Regions from separate parts of the Homo sapiens genome. Here region 1 is linked to region 2. The links are chromatin loops, found by intact Hi-C in ENCODE. Cell type or tissue: B cell. All regions are shown on one strand. Links, peaks and the distances in the headings refer to the core of each region. The heading gives the core; the rest is flanking DNA. Region 1 holds the start of AP5B1 (adaptor related protein complex 5 subunit beta 1). Region 2 has its middle 13 kb from the start of EIF1AD.

What was found. A loop is a pair of places that touch in the nucleus more often than their neighbours do. Peaks named below come from ENCODE experiments on the same cell type or tissue, not always from the same donor. Only the 100,000 strongest peaks of a DNase experiment are listed, where the experiment ranks them.
Region 1: a loop joins it to region 2, with 17 times the contacts of the local background. A loop is called at or near these places in 30 of 110 quality-filtered maps.

Annotation. Positions count from the first base shown.
Region 1 is chr11:65,778,585-65,781,420 of GRCh38, reverse strand. AP5B1 (adaptor related protein complex 5 subunit beta 1) reads left to right here and starts at 445. Exons shown (of 2, transcript NM_138368.5): 1 at 445-979; 2 at 1,079-2,836. The coding sequence starts at 830. RefSeq lists silencers at 1-731, 772-951, 1,102-1,371 and an enhancer at 461-1,363. In B cell, for the core only: CTCF peaks have their summits at 1,112 and 1,311 (motif pointing left); DNase peaks (open chromatin) are centred at 380, 1,280 and 2,519; H3K4me3 peaks cover 1,375 bases; H3K27ac peaks cover 814 bases.
Region 2 is chr11:65,987,979-65,990,875 of GRCh38, reverse strand. No RefSeq gene overlaps it. Among named protein-coding and RNA genes, the nearest start is that of EIF1AD, 13 kb to the left of the region's middle. RefSeq lists an enhancer at 1,445-1,514. In B cell, for the core only: CTCF peaks have their summits at 1,428 (motif pointing right) and 1,637; a DNase peak (open chromatin) is centred at 1,725.

The DNA of each region.
Region 1 (2,836 bases), core at 337-2,836, 210 kb after region 2:
CGACCGCACCTTGGTCACCCCCAGGGGCCACTCCGGGAGCCCCAGGACCCGCACCCACGCCCCCCGGGGCCGCGCGTCTGGCGCAGGGTGCGGTGTGCCCGGGCGCCGGCGGGGGGCGCGCTGGCTGCCGCCCTGCGCGGCTTGGCGGGCGCTGGTGGGACCGGGCCGCTGTCCGCCGAGGGCCGCGGGATCGCAGCCCTGCGCCGCGGTACCCGGCATCTGGGGCCCAGGCCCACCCCGCTCCGCCACCCCTACCCACTCCCCTCCGCCTTTCCTGCCCCGGCCTGCGGCGGTTTCGGGGAAGGGGGCCTGCGCGGCGGGACAGTTAGTCAGCCCCCGCGAAACCTGCGAGTCGACACCTGCGGGAGGCGGTGGCCCCGTTACGCCCCGCCCCTCCCCGCCCGGACTCGGCCGCCCCCGCGCCGCGCCCCGCCCCGCGCCGCCAGCCCGGAAGGAGCCGGCCGGCCTGAGTGCCCGCGGCGGCTGAGTCAGGCGGCGAGCGCGGCCCGTTACCGCCGGCGCCGGGGGCCGGGGTGGCGCTGTGGTTTCGGTGCGGGCCGCGGGCGGGAGGGAGGCGGCCTAACGAGCTCTCGGCACGCACCCTCCCCCGCCCTGCTCCTGTCCTGTCCCGCGAGGGCCCCGGCGCCCAGCTCTGGCGTCGGCCCCGAGAGCCCTGGTCTCACCGTGGGAGCCGGGCGCGGGTCCCGCCGGCATCTGCGCGGCGTCTGGGGGTGACCGCAGCCCCTCGGGGTCGGCAGCGGGCCCCGCGCTCCCGGTGGCTGCGGCCTGAGGGTCCCTCTTCCCTGCGCAGGGGCCCGCGCGCCTCACCATGGGGCCCCTGAGCCGGGACGCCTGGGCCCAGCGCTTGGGGGCCTTCCGGGCCAGCCCGTCTGCCTTCATGGCAGGTCCCGAGGGGGAGGATTTGGGTCGCGACCTGCTGAGCGACCTGAGAAGTGAGAAGCTGAGCGAACAGACCAAGGTAGGCCCCCACGCGTCCCCTGCGCCGTTCCGCAGGGTCACCCCAGCCCGCCGCGTCATGAACCTCATCTTCGTGATTCCCTCCTAATCCCCCATCCAGGTTTCCCTGCTGGCCCTGAGCATGGAGTACCCTGCGCAGCTGTGGCCCGACGCCTCTGCGGCCGAAGTGGCCGCCACCTCCCTGTTGGACACCTTGGTCCTCCTACCCCCGCGGCCCTCAGCTCTCCGTCGGCCACTGCTGCTGGCGGCCACCACTGCCCTGGCGGCGGGCGGCGCGCTGGGCCCCACCTCGGGCGCCTCCTGCCGGCTCCTGCCCCTACTGCTCGGCCTGGCCGCGGGTAGCGATCTGGGGCGAGGCTTTGTCCCCGCCTCGGAACAGCGCCCCTTGCAGGCCACGGCCTGCGAGTGCCTGCGAGAGCTAGAGAGCTGCAAGCCCGGGCTGCTGGGGGGCTCCCTGGGGTTGCTGCGGGGCCTGCTGGGGCAGGAAGGCCCTGTCCAGCCACTCAGCCTGTTGCTGGCCCTCGCTTTGCGCAACACCTTGGTGCTCCAGTCCCGGGTTGGGGCTGGCCTGGGGGGACTGCTCACGGATAAGGTCTCCCCAACTGGGGGTGGTCCCTGGGATTGGACACTAGTGGAGGAGGGCGATGGACGCCTTCAGCCCCAGGCACCCAGCTGGCCGGCAGCTGAGGAGGGAGAGGGGGAGCGTAGCCTTACAGCACGAGAGCACAGCCCTGAGGAGGCGCGGGAGCTGCGGGCTGCGGTGATCCAGCTTCTGGACACCTCCTATCTGCTCACTCCTGTGGCCCAGGCCCAGCTCCTGTGGCTGCTGGGCTGGGCCCTGCGGGGTCTGCAGGGACAGCCACCGGCACTCTTCAAGCCGCAGCTGGTACGGCTGCTAGGCACAGCACAGCTGACACTGTTGCACGCCATGCTTGCGCTCAAGGCGGCCTTTGGTGAGGCCTTGTTCACAGCCCAGGATGAAGCGTTGCTGCTCCGCCGGCTCACCTTGGCTGCCCAGCACCCTGCTCTGCCTCCGCCCACCCATCTCTTTTACCTTCACTGCGTCCTGAGCTTCCCTGAGAACTGGCCGCTGGGCCCTGAAGGTGAGGAGGCTGCCCCACTGCTGCTAGGGCCCCAGCTATGCCGTGGTCTCCTGCCCAGTCTCCTGCATGACCCAATGGCCCTCCTGGCCCGCCTGCATTTACTGTGCCTGCTCTGTGCCGAGGAGGAAGAAGAGGAGAAAGGCCAGCTTCCAAGCCCACGGCACTACCTGGAAGAGCTGCTGGCTGGCTTGCGGCAGCGGGCAGCCCTGGATGGGGGCCCCCGGGCCTTGGCCACTCTCTGCTTCCAGGCCTCGTATCTGGTGGCCTGCTGCCTGGCTGGGCAACCTACGGTGCTGACCCCCTTGATCCACGGACTGGCCCAGCTGTACCAAGCCCGGCCCATGCTGGCTCCCCACTTTGTGGACCTCTTGGATCAGGTGGACTCTGAGCTGAGGGAGCCCCTGAAGGTGGTGTTGCGGCAGGTGGTGGTGTCCAGGCCGGGCAGGGATGAAGCTCTTTGCTGGCACCTGCAAATGCTGGCAAAGGTGGCAGATGGAGATGCCCAGAGTGCTACCCTCAACTTTCTACAGGCCGCGGCTGCCCACTGCACGAACTGGGACCTACAGCAGGGCCTGCTGCGGGTCTGCCGGGCGCTGCTGCGGGCAGGGGTGAGGGGCGGCCTGGTCGACTTGCTGCAGGTGCTGGCCAGGCAGCTGGAGGACCCTGATGGGCGTGACCACGCCCGCCTCTACTACATCCTGCTGGCACACCTGGCAGCACCCAAGTTGGGGGTGGCCCTGGGCCCCTCGCTTGCC
Region 2 (2,897 bases), core at 271-2,770:
CCCGCCTCGGCCTCCCAAAATGCTGGGATTACAGGCGTAAGCCACTGAGTCTGGCCTATATTTAAACATTTTGGCTGGGCATGGTGGCACATGCCTGTAATCCCAGCTACTTGAAAGGCTGAAGGGAAAGGATTGCTTAAGCCCTTGAGGAGTTTGAGGCCAGCCTGGGTGACATAGTGAGACTCCCTTTCAATAAAAAATTAAAAGTCAAGAATAATTAAATATTTGGTTGGTTATTTTTAATAATGTGAGCAGCTTCAAACCCACCACCATAAAATAAAGGCTAGGACTTTAACAATAACCCAAGTAACATACTCCACCTCCCATCCTACCCTGACCAGCCCATTCTCTGCTGTCCCACCCAAGGCAACCATTGTCCGAATTCCATGTGCACTTTTTTTCTTTTTACATGGTTTGCTTTATTTTTATTTATTTTTATTTATTTATTTATTTACTTACTTACTTACTTTTTGAGATGGAGTCTCGCTCTTGTCGCCCAGGCTGGAGTGCAATTGTACGATCTCAGCCCACTGCAACCTCCGCATCCAGGGTTCAAGCAATTCTCCTGCCTCAGCCTCCCGAGTAGCTGGGATTACAGGCCTGCACCACCACACCCAGCTAATTTTTTTTGTATTTTTAGTAGAGATGGGATTTCACCATGTTGGCCAGGCTGGTCTCGAACTCCTGCCCTCAGGTGATCCACCCGCCTTGGCCTCCCACAGTGCTGGGATGACAGGTGGTGAGCCACCGTGCCCGGCCTGGTGCTTCGTCTTTAGTAGTTGCCCAGTTGTCTCCCAGGAAAGTGACTTGGGCCACAGAACCGTGGGTTTTGTCTTCATTCAAGGCCCAAACATCTCTACTGACCTGTGTCTGAGAAGCACACAGAGAAGTGTGGGCAGTTTCCTCAGTGGGAGCCGCCCTCAGAAAATCACTGATGAAGCAAGAAGTCAGGACACCACGGACACCACCAGCAGTTCATGCTGTGCGTGTGTTTGATCCACTGGTGACATTTGCAAGAGAATCCAAAAGCCCCTGTGGGAGGTGTGGAGGCATGCCGTATGCCTCATCTGGTGACACTGAGGAATGAAGAATTAGCAGTACAGGCTGGGCGCGGTAGCTCACGCTTGTAATCCCAGCACTTTGGGAGGCCAAGGCAGGTGGATCACCTGAGATCAGGAGTTCGAGACCAGCCCGGCCAACTGGTGAAACCCTGTCTCTACTAAAAAAATACAAAAATTAGCTGGGTGTGGTGGTGCACGCCTGTCATCCCAGCTACTTGGGAGGCTGAGATAGGAGAATCGCTTGAACCCAGGAGGGGAGGCAGAGGTTGCAGTGAGCCGAGATGGCGCCACTGTACTCCGGCCTGGGCAAGAGCAAGACTCCAACCAAAAAAAAAAAAAAAAAGAACTAGCAGTGCCCAGGGCTGTACACCAGGTGCCAGTACTGGCAGCAATTCTTCCAGTTATTGTGATAGATTCTCATGACGCTAAAATACCCACTTTGTTATTTAACCCTTGCTAATCCACAATGAGTTGCCAAGTACCAGAATCCTTTGTTACTAACCAGACCAGGCTGTTCATTCTTGAACAGCATTGGGCATCACTTTGTTTTAATAATTCTTGTATGAGAAGAGCACTCTTTTCCTTCTGATAGCAATGTGGCTCCAACTACTGGCTGATGTGAGACGGTACCGGCAGTTCCTGGCTGTGTATTCTGCCAACATTTAGAGAAGCCACCAGCAGAGGTCACCCTAAGCACGTAAAACCAGCAAGTCAGCACCTTGCCTTGGGCTACAGAACCCGAAAGCATCTAACCTAGTTACAGTCTCATAAGGGAACTGCATTCTTGGTCCAATCAAAGGGTCCACATGCCCCAACAGCAGTTAGGATGCTGGTAGACCACTGCGAACACAAGTTCCACTCCCCCAGAGATGGATTCACTCACCAAGGCATGATCAGAAGTGGCCTTCCTCCCCAGCAGCATTTACAAGCTGGAGTACAGTGCTTGGAGGGTGGTGGGGAACTGCCCTGGTTTTTTTGTTTTTTGGGGGACCCAGTTTCACTTTTCTTGCCCAGGCTGGAGTGCACTGGCGCGATCTTGGCTCACCGCAACCTCCGCCTACTGGATTCAAGCGATTCTCCTGCCTCAGCCTCCCAAGTAGCTGGGATTACAGGCACGCACCACCACGCCTGGCTAATTTTGTATTTTTAGTAGAGATGGGGTTTCTCCATGTTGGTCAGGCTGGTCTTGAACTCCCGACCTCAGGCGATCTGCCCGCCTTGGCCTCCCAAAGTTTTGGGATTACAGGCGTGAACCACCGCGCCTGGCCGCCCTGGTCTTTCAGTTAGAAAGCACCCAAATTGAGGTGCAGGAGGACTCACATGGAGGTGTCTGTGGCTGTGTCCCCCAGAAACCCTGCTCTGGACAAGGATGAGGTACCCCTGTAGTTAATGTCTGAGGATTCAGGGAGCCTTGGACCTGGTAGATGGGCAGCAAGGAGGGGCTGGTAAGACCTAAGAACTGCAGCCTCTGGAAGGGTCGTCTCCCCAGGGCCCCTCAGCACATGTATTCAGCTCCCCTTCTAGTGACTGCTGAAGCTTTCAGGCCTTTGGGGGTTTTGCCTCCCTGCGTTCTTCTCTGAAGGCTCCAAGTGCCTTCTTTCATGTGGGTCTCCCATCCGCTTTGTGTCTGCCATAATTTAGCTTTCGACAATGGAGTTCTGTCTTATCGATCCTACTCACGATCTATGGCCACATCTTTCCTTCCTCGCGCCCTCCCTTCCTTCCTTGCTTCGTGATCTCGGCTCACTGGAACCTCTGGCTCCTGGGTTCAAGAGATTCTCCTGCCCCAGCCTCCTGAGTAGCCGGGATTACAGGCACCTGCCACCACGCCTGCCT